Regions from separate parts of the Mus musculus genome. Here region 1 is linked to region 2. The links are chromatin loops, found by intact Hi-C in ENCODE. Cell type or tissue: heart. All regions are shown on one strand. Links, peaks and the distances in the headings refer to the core of each region. The heading gives the core; the rest is flanking DNA.

Region 1 (10,981 bases), core at 1,354-9,353, 68 kb before region 2:
CCCTTGGTTCTGCTCCTATTTTCTGTCTGCTTCTGAGTGGATTCTCATCTTTGTCCCAGAAACCTGATGACCTGTTCTTTATAAGGTGCTTAGGATGGAGCCTGGCTCTTGGTAAGCTAAATACATTAGCCAGTGTTTTTATTGTTGTTCCTAAAGACCATTTCCCAGGTTTATCCTCAACTGCCAAATCCTTATCACCAACCCTTATCACTGAAGTCCTAGCCATTTGAGACTCTGGGCTGCTGTCCCTGGAACTTCCTGAGTCTCCTAATCAACACCCCCTCACCAACAACCCAAGTCACCTGATACAACTCAGCTTCTCCTGGTCACTTCCCTAGAGCTGTGCCCCCACTCCCCAGCTCAGTATTATCAGGGGAGCTTAGGCACCAGTAGAGAGGAGCCATTTCAACCCTGCCTCTCCACACCGTTCTGTGGCCATCATTCTGTCGTTCTCAGGGACCGAGTGTCCTAGCCAAAAGTCACTCCTGGGCTGACTACTAGGAATGGACCATTCCAAGATGCAGTATTTTTAGAAATGGCCTTTGCTTCCTCGGGTGACTTCACTGAGACACTTTCAGGACCTGCGCTGGCTCTAGGGATTCTCTAGCTTTTGCAAATGCTGAGATCACTACCAGGAGAATTCAGGTCAGGACCCAAGCAACCGTAAAGACCATGACCAACCTGGGGGAAGACATCACTCGAGCAGAAGGGACTTCCCCCTTAGCCTAAGTCCATGTAGGCTCTTTTTTTATTTTTAAGAATTTTTTGCTTGTTTGTTTGTTTGTTTGTTTGGGTTTTTTTGTTGTTGTTGTTGTTTTCGAGACAGGGTTTCTCTGTATAGCCCTGGCTGTCCTGGAACTCACTTTGTAGACCAGGCTGGCCTCAAACTCAGAAATCTGCCTGCCTCTGCCTCCCAAGTGCTGGGATTAAAGGCTTGCATCCTCCCTACCCTCCACCCCCCTACCCCGGCTTTAAGAATTATTTTATGTATAGGAGCACTCTGTCTTCATGCGCACTAGATGAGATCCTCAGATCACATTACAAATGGTTGTGAGCCACCATGTGGGTACTGGGAATTAAACTCGGGACCTCTAGAAGAGCAGCCAGTGCCCTTAATCACAGAGCCATCTCTCCAGCCCTCATGCAGGCTTTTGAAGGCCTTCTCGAACACATACCAACCTTAGAGACCATCTTTTTTTTATGCTGGACTTGTGAAACCCATCTGGTGTAATGAAATTCGTGTTCTTGTCACAGCCTTGGAGGGACTGGATGTGGGAAGACAGGCTGAAGAGTGTTTTTCAGGGAAATCAACCCTCTGGACTCCAAGCCTGGGACCATCTGGGAGGACTTTTGTATCCAAGTTGGCAGGACATTATTCACGACATGTGGCATATCGAAAAAGACTGGCTTGTGGGAGAGAGCTAAGCCCAGGACTACAAGTAGCAGGAGGATGACTGTAATTCTTTCCCCCATCTCCCCTCCTGCTATTGTGGAGGACCAGCCTAGTAAACCTATTATTTCTAGAACTTCCTTGGAATCTAGATGGAAATTATTGAAGCCACGAGTGTGTCCCTGAACAGTGTTACATGCGTTCATCATTAAAATGCTTTAGTCAGGCGTAGTGGTCCATACCCTTAATCCCAGCATTCAGGAAATAGACCTCTGTGAGCTCCAGGCCAGCCTGGTCTACAGAGCAAGTTCCAGGTCAACTAGAGATACATGAACTCAAACATACGGTCTCAAACAAAACAAAAAACAGAACCAAAATATTTCCTCCTTGCCTTGCCCCATCACCACCACAAAAGCCACGTGGGCAGGCTTTGGCCCAAGGCAAGAGATCAACTTTAAAAGCCTGAAGCCTAGATTCTGCCCTTCCACTGTAAGTTACAAATGGTGCCCAGCAGGGTATGTGCCCATAGCAGAGCTCAGTTCCCCTTTCCTCTCTTAGTTTGCTGGTTCCTGTAGATGTCTGTCCTTGGCAGCAATCACCATTCCGACTTCATTGCTGTAGCCGTTCTGGCCAGGCTGCAGTCTCCTAAGATGTCTGTCTGCATCCTGGTTTTGTGAGTCCAGGCTCATCTTACCAAGAACCTAGAATTCTGAATGAAACAGCTACACGCTGTTTGTTGTGTGCTTCCTGGGGATCTTCTAGTCCCTCTGTAGCAGGTCTCAGCCCTCAAACCTCATGTTCTTCTAGGGCATCTCAAACTCCAGCTCACCCTCCATCCCCAGCCATTGCATCTGTGTAGCTGATGCACAAAGTGTGTGAGAAGAGGGGGAGGGTGCTCTTGTGAATACTTGGTGAGCCTAGGTTTGTGGGATTTTCTTAAAAGACTTTATTAAATCCAGCTGCAGAAGATGTGGTATCAAAAAAGTCTCAACCGGGTGTGGTGGCGCACGCCTTTAATCCCAGCACTTGGGAGGCAGAGGCAGGCAAATTTCTGAGTTCGAGGCCAGCCTGGTCTACAGAGTGAGTTCCAGGATAGCCAGGGCTACACAGAGAAACCCTGTCTCGAGAAAAAAAAAAGTCTCACACGATCTAGGTGCGTACTTGGAACCCCTGTCACTGTGGAGGTTGAGGCAGGATGGCAAATCAACATCAGATTAGGTGGTGAGAAATGGGGCTAGAGGGGACTCAGTAGGTAAGTACTTGTACTTGGTATACAAACATGGGGAACTGAGTTTGCATTCTTGGTACCCACACTTAAAAAACAAAACAAAACAAAACAAAAGCTGGGTACAACAGTACTGTATACCTTTAATCATACCACTCAGGAGGCAGGGGGATCTCTTTTTGAGGCAAGCCTGGTCTACACAGTGACTTCCAGGAGAGCCAGAGCTACATAGTGAGACCTGTCTTGAATTAATGAATGAATAAATGAATAAATCATTTTAAAAGACAGGGCACGCAGTGGCTAGGGTAGGAAGCACACATTTGTAATCCCAGTATCTAAGTGCTTGGCAGGCTGAGCCAGAAGGATCCTGAGAGGTTGCTGGCCTTCCAGTATCGCTGAATTAGTGAGCTCAGAATTAGTGAATTCAGAGACAGACTGTCTCCATCCCCAAAATAAGGTGGAGGGTGACCAAGGAAGACATGATCATCTTTGGCCTCCACACACATGAATACATGTACTCGTGTTCAACCACAAACACATGAACCAAAAAAAAAAAAAAAAAAAAAGTTAATATAAAAGGGGTTGGGAAGAGTGCTTAGTAGCAGAGTGCCTGCCTGGCTTCTGTGAAGCTCTGGGTTCAATCTACAGCAACACACGCACAGTCACAATTTCAGTGTCTAATGGATGGTCTAACCTCAGCATCCTCGTCTCTGCAGAGTATGCCTACCACTCGGCGTATATAAATCCATAGGGTACTTACTTCCAAGAATGAGGAATTTTGGTTTGAATACTTCACCCTCCCAATCATTTAGGCAGGACTGTTCTACCAGTGAGAGAAGAGGAGCACAGGGTGGGGGTGGGGGCAGGGACTCGCTCATTATAACAAAGCCTGCAGGCGGCAGTAGAGTGATGCTGGAGTCCTCCAGCACTAGTAGGTCATCATGTTGGGTACCATAGGGGGAGATGGTACACAGCTAGAGGACTTGGTAGCAGAGGTCAGCTGTACCAAAATGTTGCTTTTTACAGGTATAAATACACAAGGAAAGCGGAGGTAAGGCCTGGGTTAAGAGTGAAATTGTCTCAAACTCAAAACAATCTCCAAAAAAGTTGTTAGGTATGACAGCATACACCTGTAACCCCAGCACTGGGGAAGGGGTATAAAAACAGAACTACCCACAGAGGCAAATCTGGGATGCATACAGGGATCCTGTCCCCCAAAGGGAAGAGTAAGTCAGGCAGTGGTGGCGCACGCCTTTAATCCCAGCACCTGGGAGGCAGAGGCAGGCGGATTTCTGAGTTTGAGGCCAGCCTGGTCTACAAAGTGAGTTCCAGGACAGCCAGGGATACACAGAGAAACTCTGTCTCGAAAAACCAAAAAACAAAAGAACTTCGATCTAATCCTTGTGACTATCCCAAATCATTCAATGACTGCCAAAGAAATGGCTCAATCTTGGGTTTTGCCAGATGTAGTGGCACAGGCCTTTAATCCCAGCACCCAGCACCCAGGAGGCAGAGGCAGGGAATAAGGCCAGCCTGGTCTACATGGCAAGCTTCAGGACAGCTTGGACGACACAGATCTTGTCTCAAAACAAACCAACGTTGGGTTCTTTCGCCCAATAGACCACGGCTGAAGGCTCCCATTCTTAGAATGTTCCCCTCCCTGCACAGCGCCTCCTTGTCCTCAAGTTCTCAAAGCATTCCCCGCCAAGCCAGACTACCCAAATTTGATGTCTAGGGCCTAAGTAGAAGGGGAGAAGCTGCCACAATCGCCATCTGATTTTCATAGGCTTTCCTAATGCATATGTGAACCCTCCATACACTGAACAAATCAATGTGTAAATGTATCAAATGCAGATAGCTGGGTGAAGTGAACACCGTTCATCCTGTAACCCCAGCAACTCAGGAAGCAGAGATAGGGAAAAATCTCTGAGTATGAGGCTAGCCTGATTGACCTACACATAGTGAGCTCTAGGCCACTGAGAACCTATCTCAGAATGTGTGTAAAAGAAAATACAAGTCGGGCATAGTGGCGCATGCCTTTAATCCCAGCACTCGGGAGGCAGAGACAGGTGAATTTCTGAGTTTGAGGCCAGCCTGGTCTACAAAGTGAGTTCCAGGACAGCCAGGGCTACACAGAGAAACCCTGTCTCAAAAAAAAAAAAAAAAAGAAAGAAAGAAAATACAGCCAGAGATACTCAAACATACCGCCTCCAGGAGTTAACTAAAGCATAGCGCTAGCCCCAGCCCCCCAGTTACCCCAAGTACAGATACCTCACATAGGTCTTCTTCCCCCTCTTAACTCCAAACAAAAACAAAGACCATTTTTTCAAAACAAAAACCAAATTTATTCAGCAGACATTTTAATTATGAATCCTATAAATCAGGACCACCACAATTTCAGACACTCCGTTGCGAAGTGTACATCAACAGCCACATCTGGAGGATGACCGAGCCATTGAATCATAAAAAAAAAAAAGTTTAGCTACCTTAAAGTTTGGGATGGCACCTGAGGTGCCCCTCGGGGTTCACAAGAGGAAAAGCCAGCATTTTCTCCTCTGGGAGTCACATTTTAAAAAAGTTTCAGTCACTCACCAAGAACTGACAGGTTTAGCAGGAGAGGCGCCCTCCAACTCTGCAGAGGGTCAAAAGAGCAGAAAAGTGTGCCCACTGCTTTCCCCCCTACACACACACACACACACACACACACACACACACCACAAACACAATGGCCGCAGGGAGATCAGGAGGTTGCTTATGACCATTTCTGAGAAAGCTGGAGCTATGGCCAAAGAGTGGCCTAGCAGAAGTAGTTCTGGAAAAGCAAAGCACAGAAACCGCAAATAACTCTTCCTACAAGGATGGCCATGTCGGCCGTGTCCTCGGGAGACTCCACGCGGTGGCAAAGGGACACTCCGGTCTGTGCTTGGCTCCAGAAAAAGACACTGGGGTGAGCGCTCCCAAGAATCCCACAACACTCCACTCTACCAACCTGACCTTGAGTTCAAGTTGGCAAGGTCGAATCAATTGCATGTCCCCATTTAAACTCATCTCTCCCCACCTTCAAGAATTCACCAACCAGGTCCCCAACCTTCATAATCACAAATTAAGCAGGGGAAAGCAAGCGTTGTCAACCCACCAACATAAATCTGCCAACTTATGTTCTTCACCCTAGAACCGCTCTGCTCTGCAATTGTAGCACCATATTCAGAAAGCTTCTGTACCCGAAAATAACGAGATCATATCTACTATTGGTTTTTCAAGTATTGTTAGAAGCCCTCCCGATTCCCGCCCCTGCGAGCCACATCTATAAACAATCCAAGCACACGATAAGGGCTAAGTCAGGTCCAAGTGGATTAAGTAGCTGCCACAGTTCAACCGGTAGATCCCAGGTCCTCGGCTGCTGGTGCTACTCAGTAGAGTCCGTTTTCTCTAACAGCCTCTCGCGGCCGGTAACTTTGAGGCTGTAGCCCGAGGGATGGACGACAGCTCCTGCTCCGCACAGTCCCGGGCAAGACACTGTTGGATCAGCGTAGCGGCGTCCTCTTCCTCCTCCAGGGATCCCCTGTCAGAGCCAGGCGCCCGAGGGCTGCAGAGTGACTGAGTCCGGTCCGCTTCGGCCACCCCCGGACCCCGGAGCGCTCGCGGGGCTCGTGGCCGCAACCGCGGCGACCGCTCGCTGGAGTCTGCGCACCGCCTCCTTGATGAGGTTTCCGGAGAGCACGAGCTGCTGCAGGAGCCGGTGCGGGTCGTCGTCGGCCGCGCGCGCTCCGCCTGCTGTCCACCGCCGCTGCTGGATTCGGTGAGAAGCCACGGAGCCGGGGAGCCACCCTCGCCGCCCCGGCCCGGGAAGCGCGCTGGCACCCGGGGCGATCTCCGCAACGCAGTAGGGCGCCGATCGGCCCCGCACACGCCCGCGCTCCCCCAGCACGCAGCGCACGGCCCCCGGAGGCGCAGGGTCCCCGGTCTCTGCTGACCCCGTCGGCCGCAGCAGCCGCCTCGCTGGGGTCCCGGTCTTGTCCGCCGACAGCGCCGCCAGGACCCGCGGAGGCGCGGGTGGGGGACCCGGGGCGGCACACGGCGAGGCCGGGCGATCGTGCGCCGTGTCCAGCTGCAGCGTCTCGCCGATCTGGACGATGAGCCGATCCACGTCGGTCGAGCCGCCCAGAGTCACCGACTGCTGCAGCAGGAGGAAGCTGTCGTCGTCCTCCTCCCCCTCTGCCTCGTCGCCGGCTTCCTCCTCCTCCTCTCTCCGGCAAGGCATGGCCCCCCGCCCGGGCCCCCGCGGCTGTGCGGGCGTCGCTGGCAGCTCGGTTGGCCGCGGGCTCGGCGAGCCGCGGCTGGGGCGGGAGCGCGGCGGAGGCCCAAGCCGGGCCAGGAGGGGGCCGAGCCTGGGGATGCGGAAGCCGGGACCACCGGGCAGAGGTACCGCGCGCCTTAGAGCCGCGGGAGCCGGAACGCTGCCGGCTTGGGTTGATTTGTAAACAATGGGTGACGTCGCGCGGCTCCTACCACCGCGCGCGACCGTGGGGGGAGACGTTCGCTAGAAGACTTAGGGGCGCGGGACGGCGCAAACCGTGCGAGACCACTGCCCACACTGTCTGCCCAGAGATAGTTTATATGGTTGCGAGCGATTCCGGGGACGGGGCACCGACTTCGCCGAGCCCAGGTCCTAGGACCTCTCGGTCCTAGGAGGCACCCTCGGCGACTGCCAATTGGCTGCTCCCACTCGCGGACACACCCCCAGCACACCCAGCCCCTCCTCTGCCGCGCCCGCTCCAGCCCCACGTGTGGGTAACGCCTGCGCTGGCCCGGGGAGGGGCGACCCCGACGGTTGGGAAGCCGACCCTGTGGTCAGAGCTTCTCAGACTTGCTCCGGTTTCTCAGAGCTACATCGAATTGACTTTTTTTGTAGTTCAAACGAAAATGTTCTCGTAACCATAGGATTCAAACGAGATTAACAGGCTTCCCCCCCCCCCCTTCATCCTCCTCTTTGTACATTATACAGCCACACACAAAAGCATTGCAGTCGCATTAAATTATAAACGCTTTTTCCGGTGACTGCACGCGCTTTGAAAACACTGTACCGATTACGTAAGTTTCCATTAAGTACTTGTAATTGTTTAAATTCCTTCAACGGTTGCTGTTTCTCTGAGTTCGCCGTTGTAGTAAGTGTGTGACTAATGCTCTTTCCCATAAAACTTTTCCAAATTTATGATTCATTTTTCAGAGTACATTCCTAAGAGTGGAGTTTTAGGTCAAAGGATAAGAGTTTTTTTTAGTTTGGCCCTTTTATTTTTTGTAATATGTATGGAAAACCTAGAACTGGGTGAATACACTCTTATTAATATGTGATATACGTCATTCATTGAAACGACTAGAATTTAGTCATTGAAAACCTTATTGTGTATATGAGTCATGTTACAGGTGAAATTGACATTTTTCAGTTTGCCTGTTATATATATATATATATTTTTTTTTTGGTTTGGTTTGGTTTTGGTTATGGTTATTTATCTATTTATTTTGGTTTTTCGAGACAGGGTTTCTTTGTGTATCCCTGACTGTCCCGAAACTCACTCCGTAGACCAGGCTGGCCTCGAACTCAGAAATCCACCTGCTTCTGCCTCCCAAGTGCTGGGATTAAAAGCATGCGTCACCACTGCCTGGTTGGTTTTTTTTTTTTTTTTTAGACTGGGTTTCTCTGAGTAGCCCTGCTGTCCTGGAACTCACCCTGTAGACCAGGCTGGCCTCAAACTCAAAGATCTGCCTGCCTCTGCCTCCCAAGTGCTGGGAGCATCCTGGCTAGCTTCCTTTGAGACTTCTTTTTTTTTTTTTTTTTTTTTTCTTTTTTCGAGACAGGGTTTCTCGGTATAGCCCTGATAGCCCGGGCTGTCTTGAAACTTACTCTGTGGACCAGGCTGGCCTCGAACTCAGAAATCCACCTGCCTCTACCTCCCAAGTGTTGGTATCAAAGGCGTGTGCCACCACGCCATTCTAACAATGGTAGATCTAGTCTCCCTACCTTGTTGCTGTTATTTGGAGGGTTTTGTTTCTTTCTCAAATCCATCCGTAATTTTTTTTCTTTTTGTTTTTTTTCGATTGGTCTTTGATTCAGGGAGATGAGATGAAATTAATTTTCTCCCCTCCCTTCCCCCTCGGCTTGCCAACCAGGGCAATATTTCCTGGTTGAAACAGAGGAGTGTGGTCGTTACACAGAGGCTGTGTCCTGAGTTTCCAGATGCTGGGAACTGGTGGGTATGAAGGATGGGTGGGGCTGGAAATATTCTGATCTGTCTTATGGGAACCAAAAGAGCTCTAAACAGGTTGTACAAAGACCTAGATTCAAGTCTCATCCCTACTACAAACTGGGTGTGGGACTCCTGGCCAATCAGTTTACAGGTGTTTTCACTTGTAAAATGGAAAAAAAAAAAAAAAATCCCTGCCCTGCCTCCTTTGGAGATTGTTTTCAGGATCAAACGAGGTGATGGGAGCAGGCTTTGTCAGGCATTACACAAATGTACTGTGGGATTAGGCCCAGTGCTTTACTGACTCTGGGCTCTCTTCCAGCAATTTCCCTGGGGAAAGAGCTAATATCTTAATAATAAATGTTATCCCCTGAGCCCACTAAGTAATGCAGACCCTGAAGGCAATCCCACTAGGGCCGGAATGGCCCTTAGAATCCTAGACTTTGTGCTATCTGTCGACTCTGCCCTGGAATGGGTTAGGGACTTCCTGAAAGCACTCTCCCAAATTTCAAGGTGTGTCATAACTACAGCAGTTCGGCAGGTTTGGCTGAGAGCACCTTCCCATCAGGCAGCTCCCTCCTCCATCTCCATCTCCATCTCCCATCTCTTCACACTCTTTTACTGTTGAAAACCGGAAGCTGTTCTCCCCAGAGATAAAGTCTCATTTTCATTCTGATGGTACTTACTGGAGAATTTCAAGGAGAATGAAAATTACGAGAGGGCTTATGGATTTCAGCAGAGTTAAGATGGCAATTCCACACCCCCCTTCTCTGCTCTGTAAGATGATGCCTGGCTGTAAGTAGAGAAAAGCAGTTTTATGCTCCATTGGCTTTAAACATTAATGGGTCTGGCAAAGCTATTGTTTCTAACCCAGCATCCCTGGAAGTTGTTTTGTCTTCCTGTCAGAGTAATTCCAACAGTGTTCTTACTACTGTAGGGAATGGAGCCGTGAGAAGGCGTTTAAAAAAAGAAGAAAGAGAGGGGAGAAAAAAGCCTTCCCTTTGTAACGTTGCTTTTGTGTGGAGATTGCTATGTAAATATGCCGAGGTGCAGATGTGTTAGACGTTCATTACAGAGCTGAATGCCTTTCAGTAGGAGCCCTGCTCCATTTTCTCGGCCACTTCTCTGGAGAGCCTGGAAAGAGATGCCTGTGCTGGGCCAGTGGGAGGTGGAGAGGAGTATCCTGGGTTAGGAAGCAAAACACAAAATGTGAGAGAGGCCCAGATGCAATTAACAGTAACGAGAAGGTATCCAAAGAGGAAGTAATGCAAGCGGACCGTGGCTGGCACCCTGGCTACCGGCCTGGAAAGGAGACATTGCAAGCATTCAGAGTCCTGCAGTAACCTAGGACTCCGGGGCTTCAGCATTCCTTCAGGCCACAGAGACACCACCCGGGCCTCATTTTAACATACCTGCCTCCAGAGACACCAGCTAGGGTAATGGGGAACCCATTGGGTGAGGTCACTTCATGTGTGTGTGTGTGTGCTCCCATTGCTAATCTGTAAGATAGGGGATGCTGTATTCTGGAAGGCTGAGGGTTAGTACTAGAGTGGAGTTACACCCTAGGGAGCAGCAATACTTTTAGGATGTTGACATGCGAAAAGGGAGTGCTGCCATTGGTTGATGAGCGGATAACAAAGGAAGCAGGAACGGTTCCACTCCTGGTAAGAGATTCAATCCAGAGCCCTTTAAAAACAAACAAACAAACAAACCCAAAACAACAACAACAACAACAACAACAACAACAACAACAACAACAACAAAACCCATGCTACTGATGACGTTAAAAGGAACTAAAGGGGCCTGGGGACAGCTCATGGGTAAAGTGCTTCCCCATGCAAGCATTAAGAACCCGAGTTCTCGAATCCCCTCCACCCACTTAAAAAGTTAAGCAAAGTCATGTTCACCCAGTGTGGGAAGGCAGAGAGAGAAGGACCCCAAGAGTTCTCTGACCAGTCACTCCTGTCAATCACTGTGCTCTGGGTTCTCTGACCAGTCACTCCTGCCAGTCATTGTGCTCTGGGTTCACTGAGAGATCCTGTCTTTTAAAAAAAAGTAAGGTGAAAATGATTGGGGAAGATACCCAGTGTGTCCTCTGGCTTCCACACACGCATGCATGCATGG
Region 2 (10,981 bases), core at 1,655-9,654:
TCTGTAATGAGATCTGACATCCTCTTCTGGTGTGTCTGAAGATACCTTCAGTGTTTATATAATAAATAAATCTTTAAAAAAGAAGAAGGAGGAGGAGGAGGAAGAGGAGGAGGAGGAGGAGGAGGAGGAGAAGAAGGAGAAGAAGAAGAAGAAGAAGAAGAAGAAGAAGAAGAAGAAGAAGAAGAAGAAGAAGACAGATAGACAGCTGAGACTTATGTCAAGCAAGTTTATTAAAAAGTTCATCGTCTTACATGTTTTTTTGCGGGGAGTAGAGGTCAGCAGAAAGCTAAATGAAGCAGTGCTGGCAGGGGACATAGGATACCTCAGGCACAGTTGATGACCATAGTCCTTCTGGGGAGAAAGCAGGGTTCTCAGGACCCAAACTCTTAACTCCTAGGAGGCCTAGGCTCCTTGCCAAGTCAGCTCCTGGATATGGACACAGAACTAAAGTTCCCTTTGTCCTTTCGCCAGGACCTCTGGCAAATCTGACAAAGCCTCAGATTGGTCAAGCTCCTGACAGACTACAACAGGAAGAGAGAGAAAACTTCCCTAGAAACTTTTGTCTGTAGGCTCCCTGTGGAATTTTTTTTTTTTTTAAGATTTAGTTATTTTTATGTATATGAGTACCCTGTAACTGTCTTCAGACATACCAGAAGAGGGCATCAGATCTCATTACAGATGGTTGTGAGCCACCATGTGGTTGCTGGGAGTTGAACTCAGGACCTTTGGAAGAGCAGTCAGTGCTCTTAACCACTGAGCCATCTTTCCAGCCCCCCACCGCCACCCCCACACAACCACTCTTAAAGGGAGAAGGGAGGGCCTAGCTGTGTAGCGCTGTGAACTATGAACCCGTCTGTGAAGATTTGTTCCAAACTGAATACTGAGTTGCATCTTCTCCCAGTGCCAGGAAGGAGGTGGTGGGTGCTAGTCAATGCACAGAGGAGGCCCCTGAACAGTTTGCCTTTGTGTTCTGGTTTCTCATCTATAATTTTTTTTTGGGGGGGGGGGGAGAGACAGGAAATCTTGTAGCCAGCCAAAGCTGCCCTTGAACTGATCCTCTAGCCCAAGCGGCTGGGACCAATGCATCTCTGTCTATTATGCTCATTTTAAAAGATGAAGCTCTCAGCAGTTTGAGATGAGATTCTGCAGTTTGAGGGCTGTAAAGTAGAAGAGTGGCCTACACTTTAATCCCAGGACTTGGACCAAGGCAGCAGCAGGAGGATCTCTATGAGTTTGAAGCTGGCCTGGTCTATGCAGTAAGTTCCAGGTCTACCCAGGCCAGCTAAGAGCTACATAGTGAAATCTTATTTAAAAAAAAAAAAAAAGTTGTGAATCAAATTCTACCCCAACTTTAAGGTCAACGGATTGCAGCAAGCCTGTGGGTGCCACAGGCATAAGAGTGTGGCTTTTGAGCCAGCCGGTCACGGTTGAACTCAGTTCTTGTAACCTCAGTGGGACTGTCTGTCTATCCTGCTTTCTCATCTATAGTGTATGTGGAACAAAAGTGCCTGCTTCAAAGGTTATTATGAAACTAGATGCCTTTAATCCCAGTACTCAGGAGGAGGAGTTCAAGGCTAACCTGGTCTATACAGCAAGTTTCAGGACAGCCAGGGCTGTACAAAGAAACCCTGCCTGAAAAAAACAGAAGGGGGGGGGAGAAAGAAAGAAAGAAAGAAAGAAAGAAAAGAGAGAGAGAGAGAGAAAGAAAGAAAGAAAGAAAGAAAGAAAGAAAAGAAAGAGAGTGAGAGAGAGAGAAAGAAAGTAAGAGAAAAAGAAAGAAAGAAAGGAAGGAAGAAAGAAAGAAAGAAAGAAAGAAAGAAAGAAAGAAAGAAAGACAGACAGACGGGGGGGGGGGGGAAGGCGTTAATACGCATAAAGCACAAAAGCACTAACTCTGTTTAGTCTGTAGTAGGTACTTGACCATCTCATGTTAAAACTTTTCTTGGCTCTCTGTCGAAAGTACAGAAAGTGGCTCAGTTCTGTTGTCAATTGTTTAAATGTGGATTTTGCTCTCCACTAAAAGGACAGGAATTCATGACACTATCTTAGTATCTTAGTAATAGGCCACTGTCTGGCTAATGTTTAATGCTCATGAAGAAGTTTAATGGAAATAAACTAAGAGTCCACAGCCTGGGCAGGAGAAATTGGTCCTAACAAGTGGATACTAAAATTGGGGTAAGGAGAGACAGACATTCCTTTTTGTAATGTTGTAAGGGCCTAACGTTTGCTTCTCAGAAGGACATGAGCCTGTACACCTACACAGGAGCTTCCACACACTCTCAGCTACAGAATCAACATTTAGTAGAAGAAAAGGGATATAGAGCTGTTCTCTTGGGGCTGGCGACATGAGATGGCTCAGCAGGTAACTAACTGCTCTTCTGAAGGTCCTGAGTTCAAATCCCAGAATCACATGGTGGCTCTCAACCACCCATAATGAGATCTGATGCCCTCCTCTGGCATGTCTGAAGACATCTACAGTGGCCTTATGTATAAATACATATTTATTATTTATTATTATATAATATGTAGTTATAAATGCATATGTATATATTTATTATTGTACTATTATTTTTATAATAATAAATAATAAATTTATGGGCCAGAGCAAGCAGGGCCGACTGGAGCGAGCTGGGCCTACCAGGACGAACAGAGGTCCTAAAAAATTCAATTCCCAACAACCACAGGAAAGCTCACAACCATTTGTACAGCTACATAAAAATAAATAATAAATCTTAAAAAAAAAAAAAAAAAAAAAAAGCTGTGCTCTAACTGGCGTGATGAACCACGCCTTTAATCTAGCACTTCGGTGGCAGAGACAGGAAATCTCTGAGTTCTAGGCCTGGTCTACAGAACTTGTTCCAGGACAGTCAGGGTTACGCAGAGAGACTGTCTCAAAAAAAAAAAAAAAAAAAAAAAAAAAAAAAAAAAAAGCAACAAACTAGAAACAAAAAACAACAAAACAACCCAAAAGAACAATGTTCTGTTGAAGGGAAATAGCAACAACCCACGTTTAGGTTTATAGAGTATTTTACAAGTGAGGCTGAGACGTCTTATGACTTGTCCGAAGTACAAGTTAAAAGGAAAAGGGTGTATATTGGAATTGCGCAGGGATGGGACTGTGGCCTGGCAGGGCTGAAGAACTGGTCAGAGGATAGTTGATCATCCCTAAAGAGGAAGCGCGGCGTGTCCAGTCGGCGCCTGGAGCTCAAGCTCGCAACCAGCACCCTCCGCGCTCCTTGCTTACGTGCGCTCCGTGACTGCCGGGTAGCACGCGGGTACCGCTACGTACAACGCATGCGCACTGCCGCCGCGGTGCACTACACCCCCCCCTTAGCAGGCCGCAGAACTTGCCTGAGGCGCATGCGCACACGGGGCGGGCGGCGGTCTGTCGAGCGAGTGGAAAGATTTCGGGGAGAAAGTGCGCGGAAGCGGGGCGGGAGACTGTAAGTGCGCAGGCGCGACCGGGGCGGGGGGCGGGCTGCGAAGAGAATCTCGGCGATCCTCAGTTGCTGCTGCATCCTCTGCCCGTCGCCATGGCTGCCTACAAGCTGGTGCTGATCCGGCATGGCGAGAGCGCCTGGAACCTGGAGAACCGCTTCAGCGGCTGGTACGACGCCGACCTGAGCCCGGCGGGCCACGAGGAGGCGAAGCGCGGCGGGCAGGCGTTGCGAGGTACGAGCGGGACGAGCGCTGTGTGGCGTACTGGGCCAGCACCGGCCTAGGGGTCGCCTGAGCCCCCGGGCCCTCTCGAGAGGCGGGCACTTCGGTCGGCCTCTGCAGTTGAATTTTCATCTGGGGAGGTGAACGCAGGGTGGGGAACCCGCTTGTCAAGGTCACCCCGTTAAGTCTGAGAGTCTGTGCCAGAAAGAGGGCACAGCCGCCGCTAGGCTAAAATCTGTTCTTCCGGTCCGAGCAGCCCCACCTGTGGCGCCCAGGACCCTTTAGGGTACCACGAGGGCCTAGGGCGCCTGGCGGACGATTCCCCGTGACATCAGTGGCTGTACCGGAGTATACTTGAGGCGCCTGCCCATCATGGCGAAGCGGCAGGTCACGGGCTCGCCCTGGGTAGTGGGGGGGTGTTAGGTGGGGATGTCTAATGGCCTTTGAGACAACCTGGAAACCGCGTGCTTCGGAGAGCTTTGTAGCACAGCAGCAAACCACAAAACCGAATCCAGGAATGTGAGTGGGTGATTTCAGTTGATGCTCTCTCCAGCCCTATGAAGCAGGCAGATCTAATTTCCCTCCTTTTTACCTCTCTCCGTCCTCTTGTTATAGTTTAGAAAAGTGACTGGAAAGATTTGTCCAAGGTCATACAAAACTTAGTTCTAATCCAGTGTCCTTGCCCCATTTCTGGGTGGAGTAACAAGTAAGTGTGAGGAACTGGCGGGCCCTTGGCCAAGGACAGAGGCAGAGCAAAGGGTGAAAGCGTCCAGGAGATAAGCTCGCCTTTGCCTATCCATGCTGGGTGCCCCGCACCACCCACAGTTCTCTGTGATTTTGGAATGCTAATAAGAAAGCAAGGCCTCCCCGCTCCCTGTAGTGAAGAGGCACTTCTCTTGGTGATTAGGGCACATCCTAACTTGGACACGGCAGTAGCTGTGTAAAAGGGTTGCTCATGCCTACCTGAAGTGATCTTGTGTCTTGGTTGCCCTCCCTAGCTTCTTGTACACCCTTTTCAGATGAGGGAAGATTTTGAATACGAATTCCTGAGGCAAGGAAACATTGCTTTTTGAGATGCATGGCCTATGTAGGAGAGGCTAGAAAAAAGGAAAGTACTGGTTAAGGAAGCCATTTTCTTGAGCTCTGTGCCATGAAGCACTGTGTAGACCTGTGGTAGTTTGCTTATGCCTAGCTCAGGACAAAGTTAACTGCCTCTGTTCTCTGGGTATAAGATGATTATACGTTGAGCTGGAAAATAACAAGATCCATTTCAACCTTAAATACTATAGCACTAAGTTTTAGAACCTCACACGTTAGGCGCACATGGTGTTGCATGCCTGTAATTTTTCTCAGCACCCAGGCAGCTAAGAAGGGAGGCTATAGAGCATGGGCCAACTTGGACTACACAGCTGGACTGTCTTTATAAAGCTACTGTAAGTTTAGCATCTCCCAGAGATATCACAGATGATTAAAGGATGGAAGATTAAAAGCAAAAACCGACTGAGGGCTCCTGTGGATAATTGAGTAACAGAAAAGACCCAAGGTGCATACCATTCATTCCACCAGTGTTCCTCCTGCAGATTTCAGAAGGAAACTAGAGAGGCCTCCATGCAGCCTCAGGCGGAGGAAGGCCAGGGGTGAGGGGGCGAAGGGGGGGATGAGAGTCCATTGTCCCCCTGGCTGTACTTTGGATTAAATGGGTGTGTCTTTGTGCTTCTGATGCTATGGCATTCTTGCCAGGGTCCTCAGGGGGTACCACTTTGTCCTTGGGGACTATTTGGAAATAATTGCAGTGAGACAGCAGCCTGTAGCATCTCATCACGGGTGCTGAGGCTTGTTCTGTGGGTGACTCAGCCTTTTGTTGGGGAACATCCCTCCTCTCCTGGTTAAGGAGATGGTGAAGGCTGTGATGATGGCTGTCAGTTCTCATCAGCTTGTCCAGAGGCTCGGGGGTGAGATTGTCTTTCCTTGTGGGTGGTAGTGGTTTTCCTGGTATTAATCTTCCCTGTCCCCACTAGCTGGTCTCAGTGGCCTCATTGTCAGTTGACTGACTGGCAGGAAATTTTACTTCTTTTTTTTAATAACTGTTGCTAGTCTCAATATGAAGCAATGCCCAGAAAAGTTTGTGGTTAAACTTGAAGAGGGCCTTGTGTGCTGGTGAACACAGGGGTGTGTCCTGGGATAAGAAAAGGGACAGCTCCTTAATTCAAAAATATAAAGACAAGTCCAACTAGCTAGGCTTGAACTCAAGATTCCCCCAGGCTCCCTCTACTGAGCTGGGATTAAAAACATGCTGCCGAGCCCAGTGCTTGTCTTTATTTGCTTGTCTGCTAAAAATGGGTTGAGAAGATAGTAACATCATAGGATTCTAGTGAAGACGAAATCACAGTGTGGTATGGGAGCATGAGCCCTTTAGAAAGGTTAGCTATGACTTAAAGAGTTCACATGTTTTAAAGATTTATTTATGTATAGGAGTACACTGTAGCTGTCTTCAGACATACCAGAAGAGGGCATCAGATCCCATTACAGATGACTCTGAACCACCATGTGGTTGCTGGGAATTGAACACAGGACCTCTGGCAGAGCAGTCAGTGCTCTTAACTGCCAAGCCATCTCTCCAGCCCCAGAGTTCATAATTTTATGATCCTTTTTCTTTTTCTTTTTTTTTTTCCCCTTTTGCTCCTTCCTGGTGTAGAAGGCTTAAGATTTATTTTATGTATGTGAGCACAATGTCACTCTCTTTAGACACACCAGAAGAGGGCGTCAGATCTCATTCTAGATGGTTGTGAGCCACCATGTGGTTGCTGGGATTTGAACTCAGGACTCTTGGAAGAGCAGTCAGTGCTCTTAACCACTGAGCCACCCCTTCAGCCCTTTATTTATGATCCTTTTTCACTAAAACAAAATTAAACCCATTTTTCTATTGAGTAAGCACAGGTCTGTACACATGTGCATGCCTTGGGGTGCATGTATGGGGGAAGGACAACTTGTGGTCATCACTCCTTCCACTGTGTGGGTTCTGGGGATTGAACATGGTTTCAATCAAAATGTGTTCAGGAGTTAGAGTAAGATGTATAGCCTCAGGTTAGTTGGTTAACACTGCATTATTGGAATTATTGGAGTCAAGAGGAAGTGTGCTATTTGCTGTAATGTAAGTCGACAAAATTTCACTCAAGGGATGCAAGGATAATAAATGCTTTGCCAAAGAGACTTCTGTATAAAATCCTTGGAGCTCATGTTAGCCTTGCTAGCTTCTCACTTGGACTTTTTTCCTTCTTTGAGACAAGGACTCTTTGTAGCCTGGGTTGTCCTGGAACTTGCGGTGGAGGTCAGGTTGACCTTGAACTCACAAAGCCCTGTTGTCTCCCTAGTACCAGGATCACAGGCATGTGCCACAATACCTGGCTCATTTGCACTTCTTAATTTCTAGATGCTGGCTATGAATTTGACATCTGCTTCACCTCTGTGCAGAAGAGAGCAATCCGGACCCTCTGGACAGTCCTGGATGCCATTGACCAGATGTGGTTGCCAGTGGTCAGGACTTGGCGCCTCAATGAGCGACACTATGGCGGTCTGACAGGTCTCAACAAAGCAGAAACTGCTGCTAAGCATGGTGAGGCCCAGGTAAAGATCTGGAGACGATCTTATGATGTCCCACCGCCTCCCATGGAGCCTGATCACCCCTTCTACAGCAACATCAGCAAGGTATGGTTACCGATGCAGGTGCGGTCAATTCATCAGCATTGAGTTAGCATGTGGGCCTCACTCCAAGTTCTTATTTTCCAAGTCTATGTGTATGGGTGTTTTGCCTGTATATATTGCCTGTATATATTGCCTGTATATATGTGCACACATGCTTGCCTAGTGCCTTTGGAGGTCAGAAGAGATCAGATCCTGTGGAGCTAGAGGTGGTTGTGAACCTCTGAGTGCTGAGAGCCAAACCTGGGTCCTGTGGAAGAACAGCAAGTGTTCTCTTTTAACAGCTGAGCATCTCTCCAGCCCTAGGCCTCTTTTGTGTCTACATCTTGTCATTAACCTTATAAAATTACAATAGTAATAAGTAATATAACTCCCATTGCTAAGTAATGACCTTCACTTGTTATAGGATTTAGTTAGAAGTTAGTATTGTATCTGAGAGGGTACCTTCTTTCCACATCTCCACTGCCATTTATAAAGCCATTTCCAGCCTTCCCAAGCTAGCAGCAAACTAAAGTGAATTGGGAAACCTTGTTTGTTTTGTTAAACCTCTTCCCTGGATTCTAAATTATGTGTTTTGGATTGGGAAATGAGGATGCAGAGCAGTGACTACTGATCATCTTGTTCAAGTTCTGAGCTGCATTCTGGACCCTTGAGGGAGATGTTCATTAGTCACGTAATCCCTTAAGATCAGAGCTAGGTAGAATTGATAGACATGAAGTGCAACTTGGAATAACTGGCGACCTTGAAATAAGCCTTTGTTGTTGTTTAGGATCGCAGGTACGCAGACCTTACTGAAGACCAGCTCCCCTCCTGTGAGAGCCTGAAGGACACTATTGCCAGAGCACTGCCCTTCTGGAATGAAGAAATTGTCCCCCAGATCAAAGAGGGGAAAAGGGTCTTGATTGCCGCCCACGGCAACAGCCTTCGGGGCATCGTTAAGCATCTGGAGGGTAAGTGTATCTTCTTCCAGGAGTCCGTAAGGATGATTAAACACAGCTGTTAGCATCAGACTGAGTTTTGTAGCAAGGAAACCTCTGGGGAAAGTATGATAGTGCAGATGGACTTAAAGACAAACTTGTTTCTTCCTTTCTCAATCTACGGTCTGCCAGCAGGATGTGGTGGCTTACACCAGGGAGGCTGAAGCAAGAGAATCACTTAGAGTTCCAGGCCAGCCAGGGTTATATAGTGAGACCTTGATTCTAAGGCAACAGGAAGTGCGTTACAAAATAGTGACAGTGGGCCTTTGACACTCTGCTATATATAGGATGTTCAGTTCAGAACTGTCACATGCTAAGTGACTCTATGCATTAACGTACATGCTTACTTGCTTTAGGAGTGCCGGCTGAAACTGTGATCATAATGATGCAGGTCCTAGAGGCCTTGAGGACCTAGAGGTGCAGGTGGCTAGGCTATAGGATGTTCCAGGAGAACATAGTCCTTTCTGCTTTTCCACATGTACTTTTGTAGGGATTTCTGTAGTGTAACTTTCTGCAGTTTGTTGGTGGCTCATCTTAGAATCTTGTATACTTTAGTCACTCTTTCTAATGTTAAGAGGCTTGAAAGTTGTAATTGGGGGCTGGTCCATGGGGCACTAGATCCACTAAGATCCACTAGATCCACAGAAAGGATGTTTTGTTTGTTCCTACTTAAGTGCTTTGCTATTAGTAGATAAAGAGTAAATCTATAGGGGATGTGGACTCTTTCTTGTGGCTGAAAATGGTGGCTCTTTTAGGTCTCTCAGAAGAGGCCATCATGGAGCTGAACCTGCCCACGGGCATCCCTATCGTCTATGAACTGGACAAGAACTTGAAGCCCATCAAGCCCATGCAGTTCCTGGGAGACGAGGAGACCGTGCGCAAAGCCATGGAAGCTGTGGCTGCTCAGGGCAAGGTGAAGAAGTGAAGGCGAAGAGGCAGACTCCTACCCCGACACCCTCCCTGCCTGTTCCTGCCTCCTGCACCCTCCCCAGCACCTGCCACACTGACTATGTCTTTAGGATTTTAAGTTTAAGTTGTAGCTGCAGATGGGGGCCTGTGGCTCCCGTTTTCATTGTAGTATTTTATCCCCTGCACCCACTCCCTTCATAGAATCTAGTCAGAATAACGCCTCTGGGGGTGCAGGTTCTCGGACCACATCGAGGGACAGCTCCCTGTACCAGGAGAGTTGAGAGATAGTAACTATAGTTTTTCTTAGGTCTTTGTTTACTAAGGGTCTGCTTAGGAAGAATTCAGGGAGGAACTGTGCTGTGGTGTGACCAATGAAAAGCTGCAGTCCAGTTTTGTCCCTGGAACCTGTCCTGCACTCTTCCTGCAGTTAGGTAACTGGGGGCATAGTCATTCCAGTGGAGAGTGGAAGTAACCTCATGGTGATTTTTAACCCTAATTTCTCTCTGACCCTAAAGGAGCTGCTGGCCCTAGAAGGTTGGGATCAATCTTGTCAAGTCTATGTTACACTTACTTTTACAAAAAAAAGTATATATACATATTATCAGCACACAAAAGCAACTCTGAGGTTGCTAGTGACATTTGAAACAGTCCTGTGTGGTCACCAGAAAATAAGCCATTCCTCATATCAGTGGGATAAACTCCTTGTACCTCTTGCTGTGTTTGGATCCCTTGGCCTTGTTTTGTAGAGGTGAAGTACCCCTGGATCATGTCCGAGTTTTTGTCTTTCACTGTCTGAATCATGTTCCAGCTGCTTGACCCTACCGTGTGGGTTCAGAGCTCGTTTGGGCGTAACAACTAAGTCTCTTTCCAGATCAGTATAATAAAGGAGTGATGTGCAATACTTTACTGTTTGTCTTGTGTCTGTGGTCTGAGAAAACCACAGCATTCAGTTTGAGATGCACATTAAGTTCTTGTTTTAAAGGTGCCAGAGGTGGCTGGCTACTTTGAGGGATCCAACATCCTCTTCTGGCCTTGGACACGGTGCACAAACATACTCACGGGGAAACACCCATACACATGAAAGTACACCTCACCAGCCATTAAATACACTGACGTAACCAAGTTGGGAAAGGAAACCAATAACTGTTGGATGTCCAACATGGCTTCCCAGAATCTCCTGTAGAGTTTAAGAATGAAGGATTGGAGGGGTGGCTCAGTGGTTAAGAGTACTTGTTGCTTTTGTATATAACAAAATCAAACCATGTGGGTTTGATTTCTAGCACACACCCACATGGTGCACATACAATACATACATACATACAAACGGGTAAACCAAAGAGTAAGTTAAGCATCAGGAGGCCTGGCAAGATGATGGCTCTGTAAACAGGTAAAGCACTTGCCATTTAAACCTAGTGACCTGGAGTTCAATACTTGTACTCACGTAAAGGTGGAAGAATGGCAGGGGCTGATTCCACAAAGTTGTGCCATGACCTCTACACCCATGGTACGAGCACATAGACACAGCATAGTTAAAAGGCAAGTGATTTTGGAATAATGGCTCCATGAGCTCATGTTTGAATATTTGGTCTAAAGTTGGTGGAAATGTTTGGGAAGGGTTACCTGTGCCTTTGGAGTGTCCCTGGGGGTGTAGACCTAGGATTAGGGAGGGACACCTAGCAATTGAGTTTGAAGTCAACCTGAAATAACACTATATTCTGTCTCAAAAAGCAGTAGAT

Evidence for each region. Hi-C counts contacts between places; a loop is a spot of excess contacts. Peaks named below come from ENCODE experiments on the same cell type or tissue, not always from the same donor. Only the 100,000 strongest peaks of a DNase experiment are listed, where the experiment ranks them.
Region 1: a loop joins it to region 2, with 2.2 times the contacts of the local background. A loop is called at or near these places in 2 of 42 quality-filtered maps.

Annotation. Positions count from the first base shown.
Region 1 is chr19:41,841,036-41,852,016 of GRCm38, forward strand. It overlaps Frat2 (frequently rearranged in advanced T cell lymphomas 2), which reads right to left and starts at 7,097. Exons shown (of 1, transcript NM_177603.3): 1 at 4,937-7,097. The coding sequence starts at 6,876. The coding sequence ends at 6,181. In heart, for the core only: a CTCF peak has its summit at 5,503; DNase peaks (open chromatin) are centred at 6,296, 7,076 and 7,366; H3K4me3 peaks cover 2,924 bases; H3K27ac peaks cover 2,655 bases.
Region 2 is chr19:41,908,515-41,919,495 of GRCm38, forward strand. It overlaps Pgam1 (phosphoglycerate mutase 1), which reads left to right and starts at 3,357. Exons shown (of 4, transcript NM_023418.2): 1 at 3,357-3,672; 2 at 7,091-7,365; 3 at 8,129-8,309; 4 at 9,092-10,151. The coding sequence starts at 3,534. The coding sequence ends at 9,261. In heart, for the core only: CTCF peaks have their summits at 6,196 (motif pointing right) and 6,396 (motif pointing right); DNase peaks (open chromatin) are centred at 3,347, 4,037 and 4,387; H3K4me3 peaks cover 4,083 bases; H3K27ac peaks cover 3,036 bases.